Regions from separate parts of the Mus musculus genome. Here region 2 is linked to region 1. Evidence: chromatin contacts called from ENCODE Hi-C data. All regions are on one chromosome and are shown on one strand. Each heading gives the region's core, a stretch centred on a gene start or an enhancer-like site at or near the end of the contact. The rest is flanking DNA. Distances are from core to core; before and after follow the strand shown. Region 1 holds the start of Txndc5 (thioredoxin domain containing 5). Region 2 holds the start of A730081D07Rik (RIKEN cDNA A730081D07 gene).

Region 1 (6,569 bases), core at 2,548-5,047:
TAACTAATTGCTCCAATGCCTTTTAAAAGAATCCTTTTTTGGGGGAAAAAAAAAAAGCTCACTTACAAGAGTGAAAGGCACTGGCAATTGTGAGCTTGCTCTCAAATACATTCTCAATAAAATCTTTAAGCTTCTTTTTTTACCTGACTTCCAATGCATGCATCTGAAGGCGGCATTGGAAAGTCAGCATAAAGCTAATGTCTCTTCCTGGCGGGGCTTTCCTGGGCAACTAAGACAAATCCCTGCTTTATAAAGGCCTAAATAAAACAGGATAGAGAAGGCTCAGTAATTAAGGGCATGTGTTACTCTTTCAGAGAACCCAGCACCCACATCAGGCAGGTCCCCATGCCTGTAGCTCTGGTTCTATGGAATATGACACCATCTTCTGACCTCCTCAACACACATGGCACCCAAACCCACAGAGATGTACACATGTGCATACATAAAAATAAACTATGTAAACACATAAAAGCCCAAATATAGCATCACCCCCTTTTTCTGAAGGCTTGTCAGTTATACATTCCATGCAAGTGCCAAGAATGGAAGCACTGTCCGGTGCAAACACTTGAGCATGCTAAGCACTTTGGCACTTGAAGCAGAGGGATGGGGTACCACACAGGGAAACTGTATTTGAGGATTTAACTTCTGTGAACTCAGCAAAATGAGTTAGTTCAGCAAGGTCATGGGTAGGGAAAGAGCGGATAGCAAGGAAGAATGGAGGCCCAACGGCTCCGTAAGTGTGTACACAATGGGGCCTGTGGACTTTATGCTCCCCAGTTGGCCCATGTTCCTGTTTGCTCCTCATGACATCTGGTGCCTAATCAAAGAAAGCAGATTGGTTCTAATGCTGGTAAGGAACCCAGCTATAAGATGTTGCTGGAAGATAGATGAGTGGCTGCCCTAATGGATTTTCTTTTTCTTTTTCTTTCTTTCTCCTTTTTTAAAAACTAGATATTTTATTTATATTTCAAATGTTATCCCCTTTCTTGATTCCCCCCCCCAGGAGCCCCCATCCCATCCCCCCTCCTCTTGCTTCTATGAGGGTGCACTCCCACCCACCCACTCCCAACTCCCCACCCACGCATTCCCCTACACAGGGGCATTGAGCCTTTCCAGGACCAAGGACCTCTTCTCCCATTGATGCCCGACAAGGCCATCCTCTGCTACATATACGGCTGGAGCCATGGGTCCCTCTATGTGTACTCCTTGGTTGGTGGTTTAGACCCTGGGAGCTCTGGCTGGTTGATATTGTTCTTCCTATGGGGTTGCAAACCCCTTCAGCTCCTAAGGGTTGTCCTGATGTTAGCGGAATTTGATCAGATATGCTCAGTTTAGAGTTGTAGATAGACATCCTCTATACCCTTGAAAGGGTTCTTATGAAAACAATACAAGATTTAAAAAGAAGATAAAGATTTAGTTCCCTCTAACCCAAGTTAACCTGACCACTTGGGGTCATCACCACACAGGCAAGCCTCTCCCCACCCAGGAGGACTAAAGAGTCCACTGCTTCTCTCTAACTGGCATTTCTGGTTTGGAGCCCTTGTGGATACAGCACTACAGAGACTGCCGGCTGTATTCAGATGTGGCCTGGAGCCAAGTGACAGAGCAAAGGCACCTAACCTTACCTTTGACCTAACTGTCCCTAGGTTCAGTGTGACCAGATGCTGGCACCAGATCAACAGCAGGAGGACAATCCTGCACCCACAAAGCTTAGAACAAATACAGAGACAGGTCAGTGCCATCACTACACAGTGTCCTTGCCCCAGCATCACACATGGACAGTGAACATTCCAGGCACTCACGGTGAGAAAGAAGTGGGGAGAGGACCCAGCGTAGTCTACCTTGAGTACCATGTTGTTCTTAAAATTTTGAAATCTTAGCACTCTGTAGGCTGAGACCAACAAAGTCATGAGTTCAAGGTCAGCTTGGCTACACAGAGAGATCCTGCCTCAACTTCCCCTTAAAACATCAAAAACCCAGCCTTCAAAGGCCATGGGTGGGCTCCTACATCTCTCTAATATTTTTATCAGAATAGCAAGAAGCAAACAATTGAAGGCTTATCCTAGAGAGCAGCCTCGACCTAAACGTCTGTAAGCCATAGAGTTAAAAAAAAAAAAAAGAATCTGTGGTGTATACCCCAACTGGCCAAGACTAGCTGGTTATTCATTGCATATATTCTAAACTTAAAACTCCATCAGCACTCCAGAGAACCTAACCCTGCCTGCATGTCAACTTTTCTCATAAAACTAAAAACCCTTAGATTTATTCCACCGAAATCAACTCCAATTAAGTCCTGTGGTGTACTTAACTGGAATCACTACTTTGAGACGACTTGTGCACAGAGTAACTATTAACGCGACTGACTGTGGCAGACTCCCAGTCTTTTTCTTTCAATGGTAGTTCTACAGACTCAAGTGGCTGTTCTTGGGAATGTAAAACAGTGTATCCCATTCCTGCATTCTTAACTGATAATGGCTGTGAGCCAAAATGATCCCCTCCCCCACAAAGTTAATTTAACACTAAACGAATTGAAATGCAGTAATAGCCCGCTCTAGGGTTATGGGCAAAGTTTCTCCCACTTTAGAAAAATACAATCACTGACTACATTGGATTCCACAGGCACATTTTTCTTAACTGCTTAACCCCCTGTCCTTAATGAGTCCCTACTGAGCTAGAGGAAGAGTACTTTGCTCAGCAATAAACACAGCCAGAACATCCCACATCTCAAGAGCCTGTGCTCTAAATACCGCTTTCTGCTGTGGACCGGAGAACTTCTTTCTCTGAGCATCTAGGCCCCAGTAGCAAAGCACTGCTATGTCTAGACTAATTCTTGGGGTAGTGAGGTGCACCAGGAAGCCCCAACCGAAGAATGGAAGCCTGAAGTTATGACTTTTAGGAAGAACAGTTCGACCTCACACTTTCCAAATGACCGGGCCCCAAATGAGAACAGGAGGTGAAAGAGTTAAAGGCCTTGAGAATACAGCTCACATCCACTCCAGCGTGCAGCGGAGACTCCAAAACTGGCACCTCGCTGGACTCCAGGGGCCGGGGAAGTCTCAGTTCCCGACCTAGGCTATCTTTTCCTACCCTCGACACACAAAGTGGGCAATCACATCTTGAGGGGGCCTTAGATTTCCAATCCAACCCAATATTGATGGGCCAGCAGGAAGAACCCTTCAGGATAGGGCACGTGGACGCCGGGCTCCCGCCGCGTCCGGCCAGCACAGGAAGTTTGGGGAGCTGGGCAGGGGACAGAAGCGGGGGATGCCTGGACTCCAGCAGTGTGGCGGGGTGGAGAGGCTTTTCCGGGTCTCCCCTCGGGGCCCGCCCTTCCTAGCTCGCAGGCCGGCGGCTAGCGCCACGTCAGCGGCGAGGCCCGAGCGCGGCCCACGCCCCCGGCGCAGCCTGCGCGGCCTCGCGCCCTCTCCCCGGTCCCCGGCTCCAGGTCCCTGGTCCCCGGTCCCAGATCGGGCTCCGCCGGCCTGCTGGAGCTGCAGTTACCAGGGCGCGAAGAACATGACGAAGTGCGCGGCGCTCTGGATCCCGTGCGTGAACATGTCGGCCGTATACAGGTGCTTGGCGTGCGGGTCCTGCTCGACCCCGCTGTCCGCTTCCACCTCCTGGGCCCGGGCGCCTTTGCGCGCCCCGAGCAGCAGCAGGAGCGTGGCCAGGGCCGGCAGCCCGGCCAGCGGCTGGAGGAGGCGTCCTGGGCGCGGGGGCATCGTGGCGGGGCTGGCGAGCTCTCGCTCGTGCCGCGGGTCCCCTCCGCGGCGCCGCTCCCGCCCCGGCTCCTCCCACGACCGCAGAGCCACGCCTCAATCACGCCCCCGCTCGCAGAGCCACGCCCCCTGTCCCGCCGGCTCACCTAGCAACTTGCTGTCTTCTGCTGAAAGCCACCAGGAAGAGGTCGCTTAGGTCCTGGGGTCCTTGTGCAGCACCTCCAGCGCTATCTCAGTCCGGTTCCCTTCCATCCCGCTGAGCTCATTCTCCTTCCCAAGCTCCTCATCAGCCTTTCCCTGCTAGGGACGAAGAGGCCAAGCTGCCAAGCTATGGAACAGTGGCAGCTTCTGTTGATAACTAATCAGACACCAAGAGACCCGAGAGTTTAGGACCAAGCTGAGCTGCTGTCAGCAGAAAGGAGGAAATCAGGCAAACGTGTGTGGGGTTTGCTCTTGCATAAGTCAGATTCTTAGCCAAAGCTCAACTGTGATTTGAGGGCCTGGCCTCAGGGGGTGTGATGAAACCACTTCCCAAGAGCACCTCCTCTGTTATCCTGCCCTGCCTTCACTTTGAAAAGGAAAGGCAGTCAAAGTGGCCCTTCCTTCAGGCCCTGGCTAGTGCCCTGTGTGCCCTAACTCACCCTGGATAGGAAAATGAATGGCAACAGCTGTTCTGGGTGAGAGCTAACGCCTGGGCTGGGGCGCATGGACCCACGCCAACTCTTGAACTTTAAGTCGGGTGGCAATCTAAGCTCCCTGCCCTGCCTTGAAAACCTGGAGCTAAGTTAGGGAGAACGAAACAACCACTAGACACTTGAGAGAGGTCCTAGAGCTATGCTCTGTACCGATGAAAAGGAAGCTGGCATCATAAGACATATATATGGTGATCTTTTATTGGGAAAAAGCAACGGGCATAGTAAGAAGAGTACATGGCCATCTTGTATTGGACTTCTGAGCAACACTTCTGAAAATCACCTGATCTTTATTAGCCTCAGCCTCCCTAAACCAAAAGCCTGGGTTAGCAACAGTTGGGGGTGGTGGTAAAGGGAGGGGCAGGGAAACTCACATCATCTGTAACTATTCTCATGTTAGGTTCGTCCACCTGTAAATGTTTAACCATGGTTTTCCAAACACCAAACTGCAGCATCTCTTGCTTGCCCCCTCTCTCCCTTTGTGCCCTCACATTCTGAGTAAGCACAGTTCAGCCAAACGCTTCTTCCGGCTTTCCTAACCTGAACAGACCTAAACTTGCCCATCGCAGGAGAAGTTCTATGAGCATCCTTTGCCCACGTGATTTTGACTATGGCAATTTGTTGCTCCAACTTGAACCAGCACACCAACTCTGCCCAGTAGCCTTGGCATACAGACTAAAATAGAAATCCCTGATGCTGTCCTTGAAGGCCTCCTGTGATGTGCTCTGCCATGCCTCGTGTCCTGTGAGGCTTGCTGGTGACCAGAAATCCAAGAACTCTTGCCATGTCATCTGTACTGTCAAGGTCAAAGCTTTATGCTCCTCAATACTTCTCTCACTTCATTGCTAAGACATCGCAACAGAAGGTACTATGTTTATAATATCAACTCCTTTTTCACCTGCCCAAAGCTGTGTGGTTCCAGATCCCTTTGGGGGTCAAATATCAGCTATTAACATTATGACTTGTAACAGTAGCAAAATCCTAGATTTGAAGTAGCAATGAATAGTTTTATGGTTGGGGTCACCACAACATGAGGCCCTGCATTAGAGCGTCACAGCATGAGGAAGGTTGAGAACCACTAGCACAGACCATAGCTCTTGGAGCCCTCTCGAACGCTGGCTGTTGGTTGATGTTTCACTCTTGCGTCTCGTGCAGTTGAGACGAAAGGCAGATAGCACCCTTTACCAATGTGTTCCCTTCTATCCACAGACCTTCAGCTCCCGACATATTGGATCTACTGAGCATCCCACCATCATCTGCCCTTGCAGTTTTTGCCATCCTCCCAGGACACTCTCCTATTTCACTGAAGACTGTGGTGCCTTCCAGATGACAGAATTCCCAACAACCCTTTCCTGTCATCATTCCTGGTGACTTTGGTGATTTTGACATTTCCATCAGGAACCCCTTTATACAAGGGAATCTAGAATGTTTACTGTTTCTAATATCTGGATAAAGGTGCTAGGGTTTGGGTCTTGAATGTAAACCTCTGTGGGTCCATGTGTTGGAGACCTATCTCCAGAGTGGTGCTAGTGGAAGGGGGTAGAATTTTTAGATGCAGGGTGGGAGGTTTTAAGATCATTGAAGGTGTGTCTTCAGAGGCGATCTCAGGAGCCCTACCACTCATTCCCTGCCTCCTAAGGTGAGGAGCTGTATTCCCACCCTGGGGAGCTGTCTAAAGCACTGAGGTGGCTATGAACACTGCCCAGAACCTCCAAGCCTGACAGTCAAATACTTTTCTTCTTTGTGTCTCAGGTATTAACTGCAGTGGCCAATTGTTGTGGAGGCTCTCTGTTACTGGTATGGTTACTGTTTCTGTCAATGTGACTCTGACCAGGAATACTCTATTGACTGTTTCTCTGCGGCATTGATACAATGACAGGAACTCCACCTGAGTCTGCCATCCTTTTGGCTTCTCTATTAAAGGCTCAGAGCTTTGCCTCCAACTCACCTTCATCCTCTCTCTCTCTCTCTCTCTCTCTCTCTCTCTCTCTCTCTCCCTCTCTCTCTCTCTCTCTCAGACCTCATTCATCCCCATAGCTGTACACACTTCCAACGCAGACAGCACCACAAACCTTTCACTACGAAGAACTTGTCTGACCCGAGAAGGAGAGAACTCTTGCACTGTGTCTCTCTGATGGGAGCATTAGTTTCTGCCATA
Region 2 (5,905 bases), core at 2,173-4,672, 2.5 Mb after region 1:
CCTCTCAACCTTTGTCATCAGATTCTTGATGACACGTATCCGACCGGGAGGACGCAGTATCTCTAACTTCAGTTGCTTTTCTCTAATGTTGAACACTTTTAAAAAGTTAGTGGTCATTTTTTTTTCTCTTGAAAACTGTCCAGTTAATTTGCTGCTCTGTTGTTTGGCAGTTCTATTTCCTTGGTACTTAATTTCAGAGGTTTGTAACTTCTGGGTATTGGCCTCCTGTCTGGAGTGTGACTTCTGGGTATTGGCCTCCTGTCTGGAGTGTGACTTCTGGGTATTGGCCTCCTGTCTGTCTGGAGTGTGACTTCTGGGTATTGGCCTCCTGTCTGTCTGGAGTGTGACTGGTAGATTTCTCTCCCATTCTGTGTGCTGTTCGCTCTGAGAGCTTCCTTTGTTGTGCAGAAACTTTTGATTTCATGTGTCCTGTTAATAGTTCCTGGGATACTGGTGTTCTATTCAGAAAGTTCTGGACTACACTAAAAGTACTTGAAAAGTATTCTGGCTGGGCAGTGGTGGCGCACGCCTTTAATCCCAGCACTTGGGAGGCAAAGGCAGGCAGATTTCTGAGTTCAAGGGCAGCCTGGTCTACAAAGTGAGTTCCAGGACAGCTAGGGCTACACAGAGAAACCCTGTCTCGAAAAAAACATTAAAAAAAAAAAAGTATTGTTTTTTTCCAGATGTATCATCACTTTTTGTTGTGAATTCTTTGATCTGTTTTGAATTGCTTTTTGTACAATGTGAAAAGTATGAATGAATCTAGTTTCACCCTTTTTTTTCTTTTTCTTTTTAAGATTTATTTATTATATGTAAGTACACTGTAGCTGTCTTCAGACACACCAGAAGAGGGTGTCAGATCTTGTTACAGATGGTTGTGAGCCACCATGTGGTTGCTGGGATTTGAACTCCGGACCTTTGGAAGAGCAGTCGGGTGCTCTTACCCACTGAGCCATCTCACCAGCCCATCTAGTTTCATTCTTATGCAAGCAGATCTCCAGTTTGCTAGTACCGATTAATGAATGTTATCTTTTTCCCCCAAAGCATATTTGTTGGTTCCCTTGAAAAATCAAGTGGGCGTTTCCTCACCATTTCATTTCCAGGTCCTCCATTCCTTTAGTCTGACTGTTTTTACACCAGTACCAGGCTGTCGTTATCACTAATAAAGTATAATTTGAGGTCAGGTGTTATAATTCTCCTTGCTGTGTTCTTATTTCTCAGGATTGCTTTGGCTATTTGTGATAGCCCCTCATTTCTGGTTCCAAATGAATTTGGAATTCATTTGGCATTTTTCTAAATTCTTTCTAAATTCTAAATTCTAAATTTCTAAATTTCTAAATTTCTAAATTCTAAATTTTCTAAATTCTTGAACTATGATATCAAAATTCATATTATAATAGAAGATTATAATATGTAGATTAATTGCAGTAGGACAGCCATTTTCACAATACTAATTCTACCAAGCCACCAGGAGCATGGGAGATCTTTAGGTAACTTTCTCCAAGAAAGATAAGGGAAATTAACAAAATGGAGATGAAGAACTTTTAGCAATCACACTTCCTCTGTTGTAATTTTAAAAATACCTGCACTTGCCAGGCATGGTGGTGCACGCCTTTAATCCCAGCACTTGGGAGGCAGAGGCAGGTGGATTTCTTGAGTTCAAGGCCAGCCTGGTCTACAAAGTGAGTTCCAGGACAGCCAGGGCTATACAGAGAAACACTGTCTCAAAAACAAAACCATAAAACAAAAAACACAAAACAAAACAAATACCCGCACTTATATTTCTCCAACAGCAGCTGGTATTTCCCTGGTGGTAATAAGGGGGCGAGGCGCTTCCAGGAACAATAGGGTAAATAAACCACAGGGTTCTGAAGCAGTTTTACTCATCCCCCACCCCCATTTTTTTTGATATGATTACTATTGCATTAAAATGAGTATGACCCAATGTAAACTGTAACACACCATGTATGGACAAGATGAGACTTTTCACTTTGTTCCAAGCTAAGGAGACATGTTCCAACTTTAGTGGTTCTCTGGTGAAAATGATTAACATGCTCAGGACAACTTAGCAATACCTGGAGATAAATTAAGTAACACAAGGGTTGCAAGTGGAATAGCCCAAACTGGAAGAGCCTTTACACAATTGAAAAATCATCAAAACACCCAAAGTCAAATTAATTACTTCCCCCTATACTCAAGCAAAAGAGGCTGTGTCGACAATTTGCAGCCTTAGAGAACAAGTGTTTGGAAACAATGTCTAAGCACTTAAGAACTCCATTAATTCACAGGCCTGTGTGAAGATCTGACATAAGCACCAACCCACCCGCTTTGACATATGCACTCATCCCTGACCCCGCCTAAAGAGAAAGGAAAAAAGGATATTATTGCTTTCATTAACCTCTGCACCTCCCCCCCTTAAAGATTTATTTATTTATCTTTATGCATAGGAGTACACCACCATTGCTTCCTTCAGACACACCAGAAGAGGGCACTAGACCCCATCACAGATGTTTGTGAGCCACCATGTGGTTGCTGGGAAATGAACTCAGGACCTCTGGAAGAGCAGACAGTGCTCTCAACCGCCTAGCTATCTCTCCAGCCCTGCACTTTGTCCCTTAACTCGGGTAGAGATGTAGCCACTGTCCTCCTCCCTCAAGACAAATCTTTTTTCCTGTACCATAGGTCAGCACATGGCCAGTCTGATTAGATACAAGAAGCCAGTAGGCAAGAAAAGCTGAGGAGATGGACGGCTTGCCTGCAGGCGGGACACGGACTGGCAGGCCCGGGCTCGCAATCCAGCGAGGGGACACTGCCAACTCCGGGTCCCGCGAGCCCTGACCGTCCCCGGGCCGACCCTAATCTGCTCTCTCTCGGCACGAAAACAAAACCCTTTGCTTGTGATCCGAGCCATGGGGAAGCTGCAGGAGGAAAACGGGTGCAAGGAGGCGCCAGGCTGGGCGACGAAGTGAGACTGGCTGCAAATAAGAAAATCATAGTTAATCCCAGCACCCGGGAGGCAGAGGCAGGCGGAGCTCTGAGTTCGAGGCCAGCCTGGTCTACAGAGTGAGTTCCAGGACTGTCAGGGCTACACAGTGAAAGCCTGTCTTCAAAACAAAACAAAACAAAACAAGAAAAGAAAATCATAAATGGAGGAAATGCATTCCGGATCCCCAAATCACAGCAACCCTCCAGGAACTACAAGGGTTGTCTAGACAACCGCTGGCCACCGGAGCCGGAAGTGGGCCCGCCCCTTCCTTAGGCGCGCCGGAAGTTGGGGCTTCCGGGGAGAAGTTCCCTCCCATTTCCCAAGGCCGGCGGAGCCCACGGCTTCCCAGGACTTGCCTGCTTGACACAACTTTTCTTTCTCTCTGCTCTGAGAGCCTCCTCCCGCGGCTTCCTTCCTTAAGCTCGTCGCAGAAGGGTCACGTGACGTCCCACGTAACGGAGGACGGAGCGCGTCCTCCGTTATTGCCATTTGCAGGCGCCTAAAAGGTGCCCCCGGGCGGTGACGTATAACTCGCGCGCCGGCTGAGGAAGGGAAGGGCCAGCCTCCGCAGCCATCGGGTCTCCACGCCGGCGTCTCTTGCCCGGCACGAGTGCTGCGGAATGGAGCTGGTCGCCGGCAGCTACGAGCAGGTCCTGTTTGGGTTCACGGTACAGCGCGGGCCCGCGAAGAGTGGCCATCAGGAGGTGAGGCAGCGCGAGCCCCGGGGCTGCGGGGGACAGGCGGGCTGGTCCTTCCGGGGCAGGACCGTGGAGGTTGTTATTTATCGCTGGTTCTCTATGGGTCTTGGATGGCGGACTTTGTTGGAAAACGGACAGGTTTATGCAGCTAATCCCAGCTCTCGAGAGGTTGAGGCAGGAGGAGAGTGAGCTCAGAGCTTGTGTGGAAAGATCCTGCTCTTTACAGAGTAGAGGCTTCTCAGAATTGAAATAATATTTACTTGCTATAGTAGATAAAATGTCTACAGTAGGTAACGAGGAATGTTCATCTCTGTCGGGAGTGGATGAATGGCTGCCAGAAGTGGTTGGGGCCAACGTAGGGAGGTGACGGAGAGAGGAGGGCTAATGCTTGCAGAAATGAAGTTTGATGGGAGGAATGACTGATTGCTTTTTTTTTCCTTGAAAGGTAACTATAGTTGACAGCATTAATTGTGTATTTTAAACTAGCTACTACAGCGTATTTTGAACCAGCTCAAAAGGGGTTGCCTTTTTCATATCTGATCTATGTATGCATTCAAATATCCCATTGTGCTCCATAAATATATACAGTTATTATCTGATAATTTAAAAGGTTAAGAAAAACCTTAAAGCATTCCTAAGGCATGAAAAAATAAGGTGTGCATTTAAGCTGACAATGATTGTAGTTCTTAAAGTTCTAATGTAAAAATAACTTCACCTTTCACTGAGTTTCTGTCCTGATTAACAAACTACTATAGGACTGGAGACATGACTCAGCGGTTAAGAGCGCTGGCTGGACTGGAGACATGGCTTAGCGGTTAAGAGCACTGGCTGTTCTTCCAGAGGGTCCTGGTTCAGTTCCCAGCACCTACACGGCAGCTCACAACTGTTTGTTAACTCCTGTTCGAAGGGATCTAATATCCTCCTACAGGCATACATACAGTCAAAACACCAATCTACATAAAATAAAAATACATTATACACAAAAGAACTACTACAGCTGGCCTGGGATGAAGAAAGTGATGCAGATTCACTGTTTATCGTCCACCTACTGTGGGTAGGGCGAAAGGTGCCAGAGGTGTGAGCCCTGCTGTTGTGGCCTTCTTGGTTGAAGGGATGGTGAACAAGCGAAGAGAGAAACACATGGAGGTTAAGTGTAGCACAGTATGAAATTTATTTTTGTCTGGTATGGCAAGAAGATACAGGTAATTGCCAACATAGTAGTCAGACAGTAAAGGGGATTAGAAGTGTCATCTATCAGGGCAGTGGCCCCACCCGTAATCCCAGCACTCAGGAGGCAGAGGTAGGCGGATCTCTGAGTTCCAGGACAGCCTGGTTTACACAGAGAAATTCTGTCTTGAAAAACAAAAAAGAATGATTATTTCTTGAACAGTTCTACTTATCACTTACTGATCTGTTTTGTCGAAAATTCCTTAGTGCCTGTTGTGGTTGGGTTTCTCCCTCCCTCCCTCTTTCTTTCTTTCTCTCTCTCTCTCTCTCTCTCTCTCTTTCTTTCTTTCTTGGTTTCTCCCTCCCTCCCTCCCTCCCTCCCTCCCTCCCTCCCTCCCTCCCTCCTTCCCTCCCTCCCTCCTTCCCTCCTTCCTTCCCTTCCATATACATAAGTACACTGTAGATGTTTACAGACACACCAGAAGAGACCAGAAGAGGGCATTGGATCCCTTTACAGATGGTTGCGAGCCACCATGTGGTTGCTGGGAATTGAATTTAGGACCTCTGGAAGAGCAATTAGTCCTCGTAGCCTCTGAGCCATCTCTTCAGTGCATGGTTGGGGTTTCTTTAGTATACTCATTCCAGATATACAGCAGCCCTGAGACTGATACAACCATTCTCATTTTATAGATGAACATTTGGGAGGTTCATAGGGCAAGAGACACTCCAGGCGTCATGGTTTGTGAGTCCGACATGTCAAGATGGTCCCCAGGCTTATGCTGTTAACAGTTCCAGGTGCTGCTTCTAAACCCAGCCAGTAGCCAGCATAACCAGTATCACATACATTACATAAATATGTAATCTGAACAGTGCTTTGACATAAGCTGTAACGTGTTTGAATCAGGTGGCTCATATCTGTAATCAGGAGGCTGAGGCAGGAGGATTCAGTTTAAAATTTAGGCCAGCTGTGCTGCATATGTATTTAATCCCAGCACTTGGGAGGACAGTCATAGCTACAAAGTGAGACCCTGTCTCACAGGGCGAGGCGGGGGGA

What was found. Hi-C counts contacts between places; a loop is a spot of excess contacts on that map.
Region 2: a loop to region 1 is called in a map of regulatory T cell, with 5 times the contacts of the local background. The contact joins the promoter of A730081D07Rik here to the promoter of Txndc5 in region 1. A Hi-C loop is called at or near these places in 2 of 37 maps with a recorded cell type or tissue (left cerebral cortex and regulatory T cell).

Annotation. Positions count from the first base shown.
Region 1 is chr13:38,524,687-38,531,255 of GRCm38, forward strand. Txndc5 (thioredoxin domain containing 5) reads right to left here and starts at 3,798. Exons shown (of 10, transcript NM_145367.4): 1 at 3,502-3,798. The coding sequence starts at 3,722. It overlaps Gm31834 (a long non-coding RNA gene), which reads left to right and starts at 3,217. Exons shown (of 2, transcript XR_382215.4): 1 at 3,217-5,276; 2 at 5,621-6,569.
Region 2 is chr13:40,997,724-41,003,628 of GRCm38, forward strand. A730081D07Rik (RIKEN cDNA A730081D07 gene) reads right to left here and starts at 3,423. Exons shown (of 5, transcript NR_155347.1): 1 at 3,343-3,423. Pak1ip1 (PAK1 interacting protein 1) reads left to right here and starts at 3,287. Exons shown (of 10, transcript NM_026550.3): 1 at 3,287-3,690. The coding sequence starts at 3,607.